Regions from separate parts of the Mus musculus genome. Here region 2 is linked to region 1. A link is a loop called in an ENCODE intact Hi-C map of the cell type or tissue named here. Cell type or tissue: left cerebral cortex. All regions are shown on one strand.

Region 1 (8,000 bases):
TCTCAGACTTACTTTGTTCTCATTCATCTGAATAGTTTCATGTTCACCCCTGTGTCTAAGATGATCCCTTGCTTTGTGTCTTCTGGTCCTTCCAGCTTTCTCCAGAATCGGCTGTTGCTTGTTTCCTTGATTTCTCTCGTCTACTTAGAGTAACATTCCACATTCACAAATTTTAGCATCCGCTGACCTCCTGATGCCCCTTCGAGTTCCCCAAGCTACTCTCCCATCTCTTTACCACAAGTCCTTTAGAAAGCACAGTTTGCACGCTGGGTATCTTTCCCACCCACTCTTAGCAAGCTTCTTGTGCTCATCTTTCTGCCTTCGTTGCTTGACTATGATTTCTCTACGTGCAATTCATGGCACCATCTCATTTCCAAATCCCAGCCCATGACCATAAGGTGACGCGACACTCTTTTGACAACCATTTTATCCTTTGGCTTCTGCACCTTTGACTTCAGTGTTCAGTGCTTTTCCCGAGTGTAGCTGCCCACTTCTATCACACTCTTTCTATTTTCTCCTCGCCGATTCTCGTAGCGCCATATGGTTCCTCTCTGTGTGGATAGAGTCCAGAATCTCTTCACCACTCCGATGTCCTGCCAGCTCTCCAACTCATCACTTACAACAGAACTCACACGCTGGCAGATGCTGTCTTGCTGAGTTCCTGCCACGGCGCAACCCACGTCGGAAGCCGGACATCTATCACCTCCGTGTCTGCCAAAGATGACAGCCATCGTGTAGTCAATAGCTCTTGGGTTCCATCTTGGCTGAGACTCTCCATCCATCATCCCTGCTTCTCTTTGTCCTCATCTAGGTCCAAGGCTTCACTCCTGTTCTCTAGACTGTCACCAGACATGCCTCTCACCCTGTCCCATTCCATTTTAACACGGCTGCCAAGTCGTCGTCATTCTCCAACGACCTGTTGTTATGTTGCTTCCTTAACCAACAGTCTTTCAGATCCCTCAAACCTTCTGATCTCTTAACTGAGCGTTCACATAGCTCCTATCTTTCCAGCTTTGTTTCTCATTCTTCCGCACGGCCTCTGTGTTGTAGCATAAGCAAAACTGGAACCCTTCTTTACCGTGTTTCTAGGTTCTAAGCACCAACACGTCTGTCTTAGTTAGGGTTTTACTGCTCTGAGCAGATCCCATGACCAAAGAAACTCTTATAAGGACAACATTTAATTGGGGCTGGCTTATAGGTTCAGAGAGGTTCAGTCCATTATCATCAAGATGGGAGCATGTCAGCATCCAGGCAGGCATGGTGCAGGAAGAGCTGAGAGTTCTACATCTTCATCTTAAGGCTGTTAGTAGAATAGTGACTTCCAGGCAGCTAGGATGAGGGTCTTAAAAGCCCACACCCACAGTGACACCCTATGCCAACAAGCCCACACCTTCTAATAGTGCCACTCATATACAAACCATTGAAATATCTTATAGATTTAATCTAAAATGTCCTTTGTTTTCACGACTGTTTACACTCTATTTTGTTCATACTCATTATGCATAATAGTAGATTTCAGGTGACATTTCTATATATGTATATGAATATATTTTAACAATAGTCACCACCCACAACCCTTTCTTGTCCTCTTTCTCTCTGATCCCCGTCTTTCTCCCATACTCTTCTACTTTTATGCCTTCTTTTTGTATGTGTTCCAATGAGCTTAACTAGGGCTCTTTATAGGAGCATGGTGAAGGCTTATTTACAGGAGCACAAGCTCTTTGTCAGTCCTTGCTCCACCAAAGAAAATGACTCCACCACAGTAACACGGAGCAGTCAGGTGAGGTCCTGAAGAAGGGGGCAGGGCCTCGTGATCCACTTCCCCTTAACTGTCCATACATCCTCAGGGAGCAGCCTGTGACACCCCTCCATTCCAGCAACTGTTAATTGTCTGTAGATACTCTGGAAAGAGTGGGGATATAAGAGCTGAGCCACTTCCCTTGCTAGCAACTGGTAACTGTCTATGGATTCTCCGGGAGGGTCAGACAGGGCCCTAGACACTCATCCCACTCCATAATGGGTTGTTTACCTTTGTCTCAGCTCTTAAGTGTTAACATTCTTTCATCTCAGCGAGATCTTGTTAAAATACATTTTCTTGCTCCTTTGGAGTTCCAGAATTCCTCACCTACGTCTATGTAAGTAACAGGAAAGGATGTTTTGTTCTATTCAATTTTATTTACTTGTGTGTGTGGGGGCGGGTCATTGGGGGAATGTGGAGGTCGAGAGAAAATGTGCAGGTCTCAGTTCTGACCTTCTATGTTGGTTCTGGGGATGGAACGCAGGTCATTAGCCTTGACAGCAAGTGCCTTTGCCATCTTCCAGGCCTGGATTTTTCACACTTTGTCTTCGATGGCAGTTATTCATGTACTTGTCACGTGTGGTCCTCATAAACAGGACCTGTGTCTTTCCCATTGTCATATCTCCTAACACAGCAATAGTATACCACTTGATGTCATATACTCTAAGTATGTATTGATTGAGTGAATGAATCCTTTTCGCCTCTGTAAAAATCAGAAATTATGAAAACTTGAACTTGGTGGGTGACAGTCATTTAAGTTACTGTCAAGACAATTCTGAATAATATGTGAACTCAGATTTTTTTTTTAGTCAACTGAGGTTCAAGGGTTGAGTATAAGGAAGAGTGCCTGCCAGCATTCATACCCTGCAATACTCATGTGTGCAGACTGTGGAGGGTCGCCATTAGCGGGTCCTTTATCACATGATCCTCTATGGTGTTATATGCTTAAGGCTTTCTCTATGGCTCTATGAGCATGGCGGTCTCTCTATGCTTTTGTAAGCTTGTGAAAACAACATTACACTTATAATTCAATTTATATTGGGATAAAGCGCATTCTGGGGAGTTTGGGTGGCTTAAGCAGTGACCTGGTCCAGCCTGGCCTCTCCAGTTCTAGGCATGGCATTGACCTCTGTCTTCTCTTGGAATCACTCTTCTCCCTCTGCTGGAAGGAGGTCGGTGACTCCCTTGAGCTCCAAATGGCAAGTGCCTCAAAAACAGCCAAATGGAAATTGTGATTTCACTGAACTCAGAACCAAATCTTCATTTTTTTTTTTCTTTATAGAAACATTTTGTGTGCCACATGCCTTGGGAGCCAAAACGAAATCATACTTTGGCTCGCCGCTCTACCTTGCTAAGCTTAGACACTGTAAATACCCTCCTCTTCTCTCATAACATTACATATTTTCACGAATTCATCATAAAGGAGCCACTTTGTAGGTTTGGCTGGTACCAGTGAAAACTTCATTTTCTATTTCACAGCAACTTTTCAGTGGAGGAAAAAAAAAAGTGGGGGGAGCTATGTTGAAAGATTTGGGTTCACCATCAAGATACTGATGCCTGCAGATAGAGCTATATAGAAAACAGCAAGAAGAATGCAAAGATGCTCACATAGACTCTAGGTGACTAGTCTTCCTTGGAGAACATGAGTAAAATAGAGGATCCACTTTCATCTTGATGTATGAATTAATTCCAAAGTGTATCGTATTTTAGGAATGTTCTTCTGCTGTCCTGATTCACCTTAAACTTGTCAACATACTGAATAAGAGAGAGATGTTTGCATTATTTGTGGATAGAAGTCCCTGTCACTTTGAATAATAGAAATTAATGGTTCTTAGACTTTGGTGTATATCACAGTCCCATGAAGGCCACAGTGAATACATGCTGGAGGGCTGAGGGTGTGGTAAACCTCTTGCCCAGAATTTTCCAGAGAGGGATTGTGGGTGTGTATCAGTGGGGACAGCACCTGCCTCCTAGATTCTCCCAGTGAGGGCTTGGGGCATAGTTCCATGGTAGAGCATATGGTTAGAATCTCCCAGTGAGGTGCTGTGGATGTCACTCAGTAGTAGAGTTTTTGTGTAGAACCCTCTACAAAGAACTGGGGATGTAGCTTAGCCATAGAGCACTTGCCTAGAATCCCCCATTGATAGGCTGAGGCCACAGCTCAGTGGTAGAACTTATTCCTAGCATGTACAAAATCTTGAATTAAATCCTTATTACTACCAAACACACACACACACACACACACACACACAGTAAAAATGTTGTTAGACCTCTCACTGCAAGATATTCTGGTTCAGTATTTATAGGTTAAGACTCTTTACAGTTTGTAGTATGTGTCACCACATCCTAAAAAGGTGTCCATATTAGTTTTAAGAAATACCGTATATATATTCAAGATTGACTTTGCACTCCTGATCTTCCTACCTCCACTTCAGTAGTTCTGAGATTGTAGTCATGTACTACCACACCTAAAGAGGAGGCCAGAGAGAACAACTATTGGTTTTGTTTGTGTTTAGTCAAGAGTTCTCGTCTAGAATTTCTTTTGCTGTCATTCAGCGTATCTTTCATTAGCCCTGCTTCCTCCCTGGTGTGATCCTGCTGCCTCATCCCCCAAGGGCTTCCTCAGTCCCAGCTCTGTGCAGGTATCACAAAGACCTTCCTAGCTCCCCAGATAAAACTGCTTCTGGGAGATAACGCACTGACTCATGACAGTAGTCAGGGTCTGATGAGAGAGAGCTCAGTTGGTTCAGTGTTTGCCTATTAAGACTGGGGACCCAAGTTTGATCCCCAGAACCCACATTAAAAAAAGGAAAGGGAAGAAAAGAAAAGGAAAAAAAAGAAGGGAAAAAAGAAAAAAAAAGTAGGTGGCTCAACCTTATAAATATCTCAAGCTTGTAATCTTAGCACCAGTGGGGAGGCAGAAACAGGTGGATCTGTGAGGCTTGCTGGAGAGCCTGTCTAACTGAATAGGTGAGGCCCAGTAAGATGGACAGCCATTGAAGAATCCTAGCTAAGGTTAGCCTCTGACCTACACATGCATGTATAATCGCATGTACATACATGAAATACATTCAGTTTTTAAAGATGTGTGTGTGTGTGTGTGTGTGTGTGTGTGTGTGTATGCACACTCGTGTGCACGCTATAAAGCATGCGCAGAAGTTGAGAGTCAACTCTGTGGGTTCAGTTCTCTTCTACCATGTGAGTTCTGGGAGTCAAACTCATGTTTGCCAGGTTTGTGTGTCAAACATGTTTCCCAGTCCACCACAAACAATGCGTATTTTTAAAAGATAAAATTAATTGCACGATTGATCACTTTCCAAACTAGTCAGGTGCCTTTGCAGCATCCTGAGCCTGCCAACCCTGCTAGAGCGAGTTCTTGCAGTTTGCAGCTGTCTGTACAGCCACAGATAGGAGCTCCTGCTGCCGAGGCCTGGCCTACTGTCTTCCCCACTCTCTGTTCCCTCAGCCTAGGAAACTACCCAGCCCACTGGAAGCGCTCCAATTTTTTTTTTAAATGAATGACAGCACAGACTCATCCCAGAGCCATAATCTCCGAAAACATTTGCGCATGTTTCGAGTTTTGTGCCTGCGAATATCTTACAAACATTTTCCAGATTTAATTGAGGCTTCTGGGAAGTCTTGCTGTGTTTTTTTTCTTGCAAAAATAGAAGGTCGTTACCAGGAAGTCTTAGCATACCATATTTATCTGGTGAGTTTTGAAAATACTGAGTCATGGGACTAATGACTCAACATAGTATTTTCCAAACTGTGAGATAATCTTTGGACTTTGCGAGATTATTATATTAAGTGTACTTTGAGTCTGTCAGTGAAAAAAATAAATAAAAAAGCCTGTATTTTCACATCAGAATTCAAAGAACATCTGTTGAGTATTGGAAATAACATATTTTGAAAACCAACCAATGCGTGCTCCGCCTGCTTCCGCCTGCTAACTGTGGCTGGTCCTTCTGATAAGATTGTGTGGAGACACTCCAGCTTTGACAACCCCACCATTGTTTGGCCACTTGCTGTCTTCCAGACATTGCTCGAGCTCGTGTGCGTGTGTGTGTATGTGTGTGTGTGTGTGTGTGTGTGTGTACAGCTGTGTGTCACGGCCAGATGTCTTATTAACTCACTTACCACCTTGTTTTTGAGGCAAGGTCTCTGACCTGGAGCTCATGTGGACTAGACAGACTAGGCTCCTTCGCCACTGAGCTTCGGGAAGCCCATCTCTGCTTCTGCAGCATTGCAGGTTAGCATGGTGATAACAAGGACACACCACCATGCCCAGCTTGCTTATGTGCTTTCTAGAGACTAAACACATATTTTGATGTGCTGGGAATACAGTTCTACTAACAGAGAACTCGTCTAGAATGTACAGCCCTGGGTGCCATCCACGAGCACTTAACACACCAGGCATGGTAGCATATACATGTAATTCCAGCACTAGGGAGGTGGAGGCAGGAGGATCAGAAATTCAAGCTCGTCCTTGAATGCATAGCAAGTTATGGCCTCAAGCTTGTCTAGCAAATGTTTTGCCCACTGTGCTGTCCTCCCTGCCCTCTTCCTGTAATCTTTAGAAGCCATTCACCCTTCCAACGACAGGCCTCATGTGAGAGTGTCAGTTTCTTGTTTTATGGTGGGATTAGAGGAGAGACCAGTTTCTGGGTGACTCAGAACCGTGGAGGATGGGGTGACGAGGTTTGCCAGTACAGCTGTTCTCACCACCAAGGAGAAGAGCCCTCGGCTGGGAGCTGGGCTTTTCCTTACAGAGGCAGCAGCCCACCTCTGTCCTCCAGGCTGGTTCTCACCTCCTGTCAGCTTTTCCCCTCGCCCATCTCATTTGGTCTCGTTAGCACTCTTCCATACTGAGTAAGCACCATATGTCTTCTCTGAGAACTGGCTTCTAGAGTTCCCCAGGAAATGTCTACTGACAAGGGTGGGAGGAACATGGTGTCCTGCCAGCCAGCAGTCCTCGCCAGAGTGGCCAGCTTCAGAGCCCTGCCTTCTGGGGTTCATCTGCTCCACAGGTGAGGTTTGTCCTGAAACATGACCCCAGGTTAACTTTGACAATTTTAGGAGTCCCAGGAAGTAACCTGCAGGGTGCTTGGCTCTTGTGAATGGCAGAAAGCTAAGGATAGAGTCTTGTTTAGCATTCAGTCCTCTGTCAGGCTGTATCCCACATGATATGCCTCCTTTACCTTCTTGGCACTGTTGTCATGGAGAAGACAGCACATGGGATCATAAAAGAGAAATTGGGGGTTAGAGAGCTAGCTGAGTGCTTAAGGAGATCTCTTCCAGAGGACCTGAGTTCAGTTCCCACACCCTTGTTGAGCAGCTAACAACTGCCTTTAACTTTCGTTCCAGCATACCCATGCTCTTCTCTGGCCTCCTCAAGCACCGCACTGCCTGCACATGCCCACACAGAGACACCGATGCGCGCCTATGCATAATTTTAAAGGTGGGGGCTGGGATCTTGCTCTTTCCTTGTTCTCGTCTGGCTCCCCGGTGCCAAGAAAAATAATCGACAAATATGTTCTGCTTTTGAAAGAATTTGGTTTCTGTAATTCACAGCTCACACTCCCCGTTCAGCCTTCAGTGCTTGTCTCCTTTGAAAGCCTGGTTGTTGAGCATCCAATTTGTCTCTTTTCTTCTTCACTTTGCTGCTCTTTTCTTGCACTGGGGCTGTCTCTTTATCAAGAACAGACAGAGGGTGAGCCCGTGACACCTCAAGGCAAGCAGCAGCTTGAAGCATTTTCTGGATTCACCTTGACATCTTTTCAACAGAGAAGAAAAGCAAGGGTTGAGAACCTGTTCTATTCATTTAGGAATCAGCAGCTGCCTCTCAAAGCTGCTCCACAAACAGGCTCGTTGGTTGTTATTGCATGATACCTGTCTCCCTAAGGTTTTCTTAGTTGTTTTGAAAGGACAGCTATTTTCCATTCCCTTAAGAATTTACACCTGGCTTTGGCATGTGTGCATGTGTATGCACATATACGTGCACATATGTGTGTTGTTGCTCAAATTTCAGTGGTAGGCCAAGCCTCTTAGTTGCTTTTGACCCTACATATCATTATCAGTGTTTATGCTAATAATAAGGGCTAGGAATATGGCTCAGTACTGGAACTGCGTGCCATAGCCACACACACACACACACACACACACACACACACGGGTGGAATAGGCCAGTGGGCAAATGAACCTG
Region 2 (8,000 bases), 150 kb before region 1:
CCCCAACAGTTGAAGGATGTACGTTAGGGGTCTGTGGGGCCTGTTTGGAAATTCAGTCATATCATGAGCATGAAGCTGAATTTGTATGGTGGAAAGTAGGGAGTCATTTGTTTTATTTTGATATATTCATGAAAGAAATCTCAACTGCTAACAAAGAAAAGACATCGCTGTGCCTTTAGATATCCAGATGAGGTGTCGTTCTTGGGAAGGTCAAGCTGTCGGATGTTGTAGGTTGCAGAAGACAACAGTGGAACAAAGGCTGCGCATGGGGTATCACCGAGGTAGCCATCCCTCCTCGGTCCTGGGGAAACCAGGTGGAAAAGCGGAAGCAAATGGCATAAGTTGATGCAGGTCATAAGTGAGTACGCCTGTTCTGGCCCACTGAATATATGCACATCTGTAAATTGCTTCTCAGATGTGCCCATCCAGTATGACCCTCTCACACACCTGTACTCCTTACAGCTGCTCTTTGCGGTCATTTTAGTATCATGTGTTCATAATTTCTCACAACTGTGTATGTAGCTCTGCTTTTCTAAAAAGTAAAGGGGTTTCCTCTTAATGCTGCCACTGTTCAGTGGAACACCTCTTCCATGTTATAGCAGTAATGACACATTAGGTCAGCCGAAAGAAAATAGAGGGTATGATTTTTAAAAGTAAAGACATAACTCATAGGAATATAACACTCTATTAAGGTGTAGAGATTGAATTATGTACCGTCTCTCTCATTCCAACCTTACAGTAATTTTCTGGCTGTTTGCAGCAAGACTAGCTTATTGTCAAGATGAAAGAACAGCCAGCTACCCTCTCACCCCGTTCTCTTCCCACTCTGTATTCTGTATGCAGATGTGGCATTTTTTTTTTAGTAAAATTTCAGCACTGTCTTCTCTCTAAAATGAAAGTGTTTCCACTCCACGATTAGCATCTGTTTATAGAATAGTTGGTATTCTCCTAATTAGATCCTGCACAGAAATAGAAAGGCTGCTATGTAAAAGGATAATGAATCTTTATTGCACAGTCGAAATCAGATTTGTGCAAAAGGCACTTTGAAGACAGTAATAAGCAGAGACATGTATTAAATCACCCAGATAAGACGTCCTCTTTATATTTTCTATTTATAAATGGAAATTATGACTGCCCAGTGGGTTCCAGATGACATTTCCTATTACCAGCAAAGGATTTTTAGTCTTGACCATAAAAGTTATCTAAATTCAAAAGCCTTTGTGGTTTCGTGGCTCTAAAGGACACTTCTGGAAGGGACCAAGGCTGGGTGGAGAGAGTCTCTTGTCGTTTCCTTTATGTGTGCACGCTGCCAAAGGCAGAGGTGGCAAGTGGGAGAGGAAAGGAAGCTTGTGAATCAGCTCTGATAGGATCTAATCAGGAAACCAGTGTCCACCTCCCACGGGCAGCAACATTTGAAGTCTTCTGCCTTGGCCCCTTGAGATCCAAGCTCAGGTCCTTCCTTATAAACTCTACCTGACACATTCTCATGGTATGCATTGTCCTGTGGCCAGCCTGGGATTCATCCCTATGCTAAGTTCTTGGAGGGGAGGTTTAGCTTTGACACCTTGATGTGCCTCTGAAAACAAGAGGAGGAGGAGGAGGAAGAAGAGGAGGAGGAGGGGAGCAAGAGAGAGAAGAGGAGTGGCAGTAAGAACATGAAGAGAAAAACCACAAAGGAGAGGAGGATAGGGAAGATGAGGACAAAGAGGATTAGCTAGAGGAGGAAGGGAAAGAGGCTGGAATCAGTGAAGAAGGGACCAGGAGGCAGCAAAAGTCAATGTCAGATGAGCTGCCAGGCATGGAGATTATAGCTGTTGAGGACCTTGGAGAGTATCGTGTGTCTTTTGTGTCTATTTTGCAGTCAGAGCTTTATGTAAGATGGCAGTCTCTCCTGGACTGTACTTAGTATCGATTTACTCCCAGGCATGCCAGACCATGTTAGCATTACTAAAGGAGAGGCTGCAAGTATTTCTCTCACCCCAGACATGAAGAATGTATCCTTTTAGCTCTTCTGTTCTCTTTTCCTTGCCTCTTGTCATTTTTTTTTCCCTTGCACGGCTCTCCCAGTCACACCTCCCTCTTTTTTTTTTTTTTTTTTAAGTCAGAGTTGTTTTTTCAAATCGTGATAGTTTCAAATTGTTCTCCAGACTGTTATGTTGGAGTGAGGAAGATGGCCCTGTGGGTAGTAACACTTGCTATTCATGCCTGTGGATCTGCATTTGAATGTGTAGCAGCAGTGTAAAATGTACGCACATGGTTTGTATGTGCATATAACCTCAGCATTGTAGGGGTTGACTATAGGAGCATCCCTGGGGCTTAGTGATCCTCATGCTCATTCCAGATCCTGTCTCCAGGGAATAAGGCTGGTAGTGATAGAGCAGGGCACACAGCACCCTACTTTGTCCTCTGCATTCGTATGGTGGCTTGAGTGACAACGGCCCCCGGAGGCTCATATGTTTGAATACTTGGTCCTCAGTTGTTGGGAGGATTAGGAGGTGTGGCATTGTTCATGAAATTGTGTCATGGGGCCAGACATTGGACCCCCTGCACTCAGCCTCCTCCTTAGGATTTTAAGATTCGAGTTCTCAACTGTTCCTGCTGCTGTGCTTCATTCCAGACTCTAACCCTCTGTTAACCATAAGCCCAGTTAAAATTTTCTTTATAAATTGCCCTGGTCATGATGTTTTAGCACAACAATAGAAAAGTAATTAATGTGATATGCGTGTGCTAGCACACTTATATGTACACCGTATACATCTACACACACACACACACACACACACACACACACATTTAATTTTTAATTAATTAACCTTTGCTCTTTGGAGACAGGGTATCTTGTAGCCCAGGCTGGCCTGGAACTTTTGTCTTTTTTCTATTACCCACCTTCACGTATGTACTATCTAGGCTGACTTTTCTTTCCCTTTTCATTTTAAAGAAAGATGAAGTGTTTTTTTTTTTTTTTTTTTTTTTACTAAGAAATCACTAAAATTAAATCCAGCAGAGTTTTTCTGATAGAAACAGAGTGGGGTAACAACTCAGACTTGTGAGGGAGGCTTCTGACATACAGGTGGAAAGGCCTTGCTGTAGGCTGATTCTGCAGGACCAGGATGTGTGCTGTGTCAAGTGTTCACCAGGGGAAGAAAACAATGCTTAATTTCGAGACCAAAAATACCACCCTCGCTAACCATTCTGAACTCTGCTGTTGTTTCCCCAGTTACTGTTTTGTGCTTTTCTGGAAGTTTGGGAAGACCAGTTGGCTGCTGGAGCCATACCATCTACTTATCGTCTCCACCGTTCATGAGACTGATTCATTTCTGCTATTATAGGGTGTGGGTAGGGAGCCTGGGATGAGCTCCTGGGCCAATTTACATATTTCCATGTTACCTAGCTCGGATGACATATGGCGACACAGAACACTTGGATCTATTTCCATTCTGCCAAATTCAATTTCAGAAAAACTTGGAATATTCCGATGTTTGTTTTGTGTGACAAAAGTTCTTAGATCCATTTTTTTTTTTTTTTTTGGGTAGACAGCAGTAATAGTGCTAGAAAGAATCTCTGAATTTCTAAAAAGAATATGGATCTGATTCCCTGTTTGTTGTTATCTTCTTTTAAGGGGAATATTGTGTTTGGGATCCTGTGACGTTTTATGTAAAAAAAAAAAAAAATGCCCATGTAGCACACTCAGTTGGAAGTGTATTTCATATATAGGAATAGGGATAGGGATAGATTGGATTCATGTGAAGTGATAGTGGATGTTGACTATGTATTTTTGATTATCTATCTATCTATCTATCTATCTATCTATCTATCTATCTATCTATCTATCTATCTATTTATTATTGTAGCTGTTTGTATTGGGGAAACTTGTGCTGTAGCCCAGAGATGAAAGGTCAGAGAGCAGCTTGCAGGAAGAGTTGACTTTTTCTTTCACCATGTCGGTATCAGAGGGATCAAATTCAGACCATCCGGTCTGGTAGCAAGTGCTTTTACCCGAAGAGCCAGACCACTGTCCCAAGTCGACAACTTTAAATATGTCTCCATTTTGAAAACCCCTACCATTGGAATCCTCCTGTTTCCTTTATGAAAACACATGTCATGTTCCTTAGGATATTATCATGGATGTGAGTCTGGGAAGCTTCCAGGAGGTGGCTCAGTTGATGGACAGCTGTTTTCTTTCAGGTAATCACAGCTTCTTTTCTGGTAGACCCTGGGAAGAAGACAGATAGTCAGAAGGAAATACCACAGGCATTGCATTAAAACGTCGAGGCATGAATTCTGTTTTCCCTTCTAGAGTGGCCTTAGAAACTACCCTAACTTCCACAGCAGGGAGTAGCTCAGTAGGTAAAGTATATCTGAGAAACCACATTCATTCCTTAGGACCCAGGTTATTACAAACAAACAAAGAAACAAACAAAAACAAGATGAAAACCAAACAATAACCACCACCACAACAACAACAACAAAATATCGAGTTGGAGAAATGTGCCAGCAGTTAAGATGCTGGCTGCTCTTTCAGAAGACCAGAGTTCAGTTCCGAGCACCCAAACTGGGTGGCTCACAACTGCCTGTGCCATCAGGTCTTGAGAATCCAGTACCCTCTTCTGGCCTCCAGAGGTATTGCACTCAGGTACACATACCCATACATAGACAAGCATGCACACAGGTAATAAGTAATGAGTAGTCTCGGGCTTGCTTTAAATCCCAACCCTGAGGAGGTGTGGAGGCAGTCAGATTCCTGGGGCTCACTGGCCAATAGTCAGCTCAGCCTATCTGAAGGCCCAGGATAGGGAGAGTCCTTGTCTCAAAAAGATAAGATAGATGGTACCAGAGCACCAAGAAACACCCTTAAGTTATCCTCTGACCTCCACATACCCAAGAACCGACATAGCCATGAGTCCATGTATAAAACTTACATTTTACAGAATTATTATACAGGTGACACAGAAGAGAAATCCAGGTGGCCCACGTAAGGGCACCCAGCTCACCGTTCAGCACTTGCTGGCCCATACTTATACTAATTTATTTCAGAAGTTTGCTGCTGAATCTACAGGACAGCTTATGGCATATCCACATGGAAGCAATGCACCTAATTCGTATTTAAAAGTCTTTGAAATACTCAGGCAGTTCTGTTTTTTTTTTTTTTTTTTGCAGACAGTATACTGTATCTTATGTTTCCTCCTATTTGCTGTGAAACAGAAGGCAATTTGTTTTGAACCCTGTGCTCCAAACTGGTGGCTTAATTAAGCAAGTTTATTGACTGTCTCTGAGGCTCTGGTTAAAGACTGGCAAACATGTTGCGCCTGTATTAGTGTTTCTAAGCAAATCAACGGAAGCGGCGGGTTTCCCACCCAGCTCATCCCCCACTTCTCCTCCCAAACTCATTCTTGCTCTGCAACATCTCACTTATAATCTGTTAATTAAATCACTTCACTCTGCTTTATATAATTTTTAATTTAGCATTCATTTTCAACTTAGCTTTTGGCTTCATTTACTGATAATAAACAGAGTTGCATACAACACATGTCCCAGCAAAACACCCAGACATACACATACAGATGCCAATAATTTTTTTCCAGCATGCCAGGCACATTAAAATTAAAGGCAGCATCTCCCCTCACCCTTTCCATTACCAAACGTGCACCCTGTTTGAATAATACATTCTCCCCGACCGTCTGCATTTGGCTAATGCGTAAAAATTATGAGCAGCATGTCACTCATACCTGTTTGAAAATTCATGGTTTTTTCCCAGACACAAGTCTATAGGAAACTTTTAGGATGGCCACTCACTTCTTTCTTTATTCTTTTTGTTTTTGAGGTATGGCCTCATGTGCCCTGTGTACCCACCCTGTCTTGGCCTCGCTGAGGGTGGTGACCTTGTACTCTTGATCCTCTAACTTCTCCCTCTCTAGGATCACAGGTGTGTACTGCTGTGTCTGCTTTATGCATTCCTAGGGATGGAACCCAGGGTTTCAGGTGGAGTATCAAGCACTTTAATAGCTGAGCTCTAACCCAGCTTTCGTCAGTCTCCACAGTGCTAGGATTATAGATTTAAGCCTCCATGCCCCAGTAAGAATGGTCAATCTGGTATCTTGGTTCTGTACTGTTGAGTGTGTGTGTGTGTGTGTGTGTGTGTGTGTGTGTGTGTGTGTGTGTATGTGTGTGTGTGTAGTATGATTTTTTTCTAGAATTCAAAAGAATATTTTTTTTCAGATAAGGTGTCATGTAGCCCAGGCTATCCTCCAAATCCTCATGTAGACAAGGATATCCTCAAACTTATAATGCTCCTACTTCCACCACCATAGTGCCTTGATTTGCAGGCACACCCCCCACTAACTGTTCATTCAGTGCTAAGTTTCATGATGGGTAAGTGCTCTAACAGCTGAGCTGTGTCCCCAGTCCCTTTTCCCACCCATATACTTTTTTAAAGACATGGTCTCTTTGTAGCTCAGGGTAGCCTGAATTTCACCCTGCAACCAGGGTGTCCTCAAACTTCTATCAATCTTCATGCTTACTGAAGCTCTTTGACTCATTGGTACAAGCAGTGAAGGCTTTCTAGAATTCCTCCTCTGTAACTTTTTAAACATGTGTAAACTCTGCTATGATAACTTAAAGTAAATTCTTTCGAGCTTATTTTTTTTACAGTAGCCTGAATTTCAAATATATAAATTCCCTGACTTACAGTGAGACCAGAGAGTTTTCAAGACTTTGACTGTATGAGCCATGCAGCTGCTGTCTTCTGAACAGCATAACTGGGATGTGGGTGCAGTTGCTAAAGTCCTCTGAACTAGTTTCTTTGGTTTGTTTCCATGTCTCTCTTGACCTAAGTTAGAAAAGTTGCTGCTGCGACATTTCCATGAACATCAATCTTTTGTAACTTTTCTTAACACTTGTCTACATTTGACCATATCCTCTGACTTCCTGCCAGTGAATCAGCAAGTCATGTGGTTTGTGCTTTTTTTGTTAGGCAGTGTGTGAATGATGATTGTGACTCAAAAATGTGGTCTCATCCCTTATCCTAGTTAGCTGCAGCTGTCCATGTGAACTGGCCTAGAATCATCTGATGACGTTTCAATTGAGGGCCTGTAGGCATCAGATTCAGCCTGTGGCCATGTTTGGAGAGGATTGTCTTGATTGCTATAGGGAGGCCTAATCTATTGTGGACATCCACATTCCCTGGGTAGGTGATCTACCCAGAAAGCTACTTAGAAAGCTAAGTGAGCATGAGTGTGTGAGCAAGGGAGCAGGCAGGCTTCCTTTTCAACCTTGTTGAGTTCCTGCCCTGAATCTCCTTGGTGATATGCTGTGACTAGGAAGTATAGTTGTTTTGTTTGAGCATTTTCTCACCGTAGCATATGAGACTAGAACCCTTGTGGAGGTGATATTCTAGAATAGGACGACATGCATTTTACAGATACTCACTACACAAGAACAGAGTTATGTCCACCATGGCTGAGCATGTGGGAACCCATGCTTAGACCAGCAATATTATTTACATCAAATGTCTTAGTTAGGGTTTCTATTGCTGTGATGAAACAGCACGATCAAAAAGCAAGCTATGGAGGGAAGGGTGTATTCAGCTTACACATCCACATCTCCGTTCATTATCAAAGGAGGTCAGGATAGGAGCTTAAACAAGGGCAGGAACATGGAGGCAGAAGCTGATGTACAGCCCATAGAGGAATGCTATCTACTGGCTTGCTTATCATGGCTTGCTCAGCCTATTTTCATATAGCACTGAGGACAACCTAGGGGGATAGCACCACCCACAGTGGGCTGGGCTTACCCCCCATTAATCACTAATTAAGAAAATATCCTACAGATCTGTCTACAAACCAATCATATGGAGACATTTTCCTAATTGAGGCTCCCTCGTCACAGATAACTTGAGGTTGTTTCAACTTGACATTAAACTATACAGCACACCAAGATTCAAGGGATAGCTAGTACCTTAATAAATATGAGGCTGTGGTGTACGTTGCGTACAGAGTCCTGTG

What was found. A loop is a pair of places that touch in the nucleus more often than their neighbours do. Peaks named below come from ENCODE experiments on the same cell type or tissue, not always from the same donor. Only the 100,000 strongest peaks of a DNase experiment are listed, where the experiment ranks them.
Region 2: a loop joins it to region 1, with 4 times the contacts of the local background. A loop is called at or near these places in 2 of 42 quality-filtered maps.

Annotation. Positions count from the first base shown.
Region 1 is chr5:131,812,142-131,820,141 of GRCm38, reverse strand. All of the region lies in intron 4 of Auts2 (autism susceptibility candidate 2), which reads left to right. Among named protein-coding and RNA genes, the nearest start is that of 4930563F08Rik, 64 kb to the left of the region's middle. In left cerebral cortex, no CTCF peak of the experiment used is centred here; DNase peaks (open chromatin) are centred at 5,330, 5,728, 6,637, 7,229 and 2 more places; H3K27ac peaks cover 2,862 bases.
Region 2 is chr5:131,961,065-131,969,064 of GRCm38, reverse strand. The region is part of intron 4 of Auts2 (autism susceptibility candidate 2); the gene reads left to right. Among named protein-coding and RNA genes, the nearest start is that of 4930563F08Rik, 85 kb to the right of the region's middle. In left cerebral cortex, a CTCF peak has its summit at 4,628 (motif pointing left); DNase peaks (open chromatin) are centred at 1,953, 2,198, 3,370, 6,982 and 1 more place.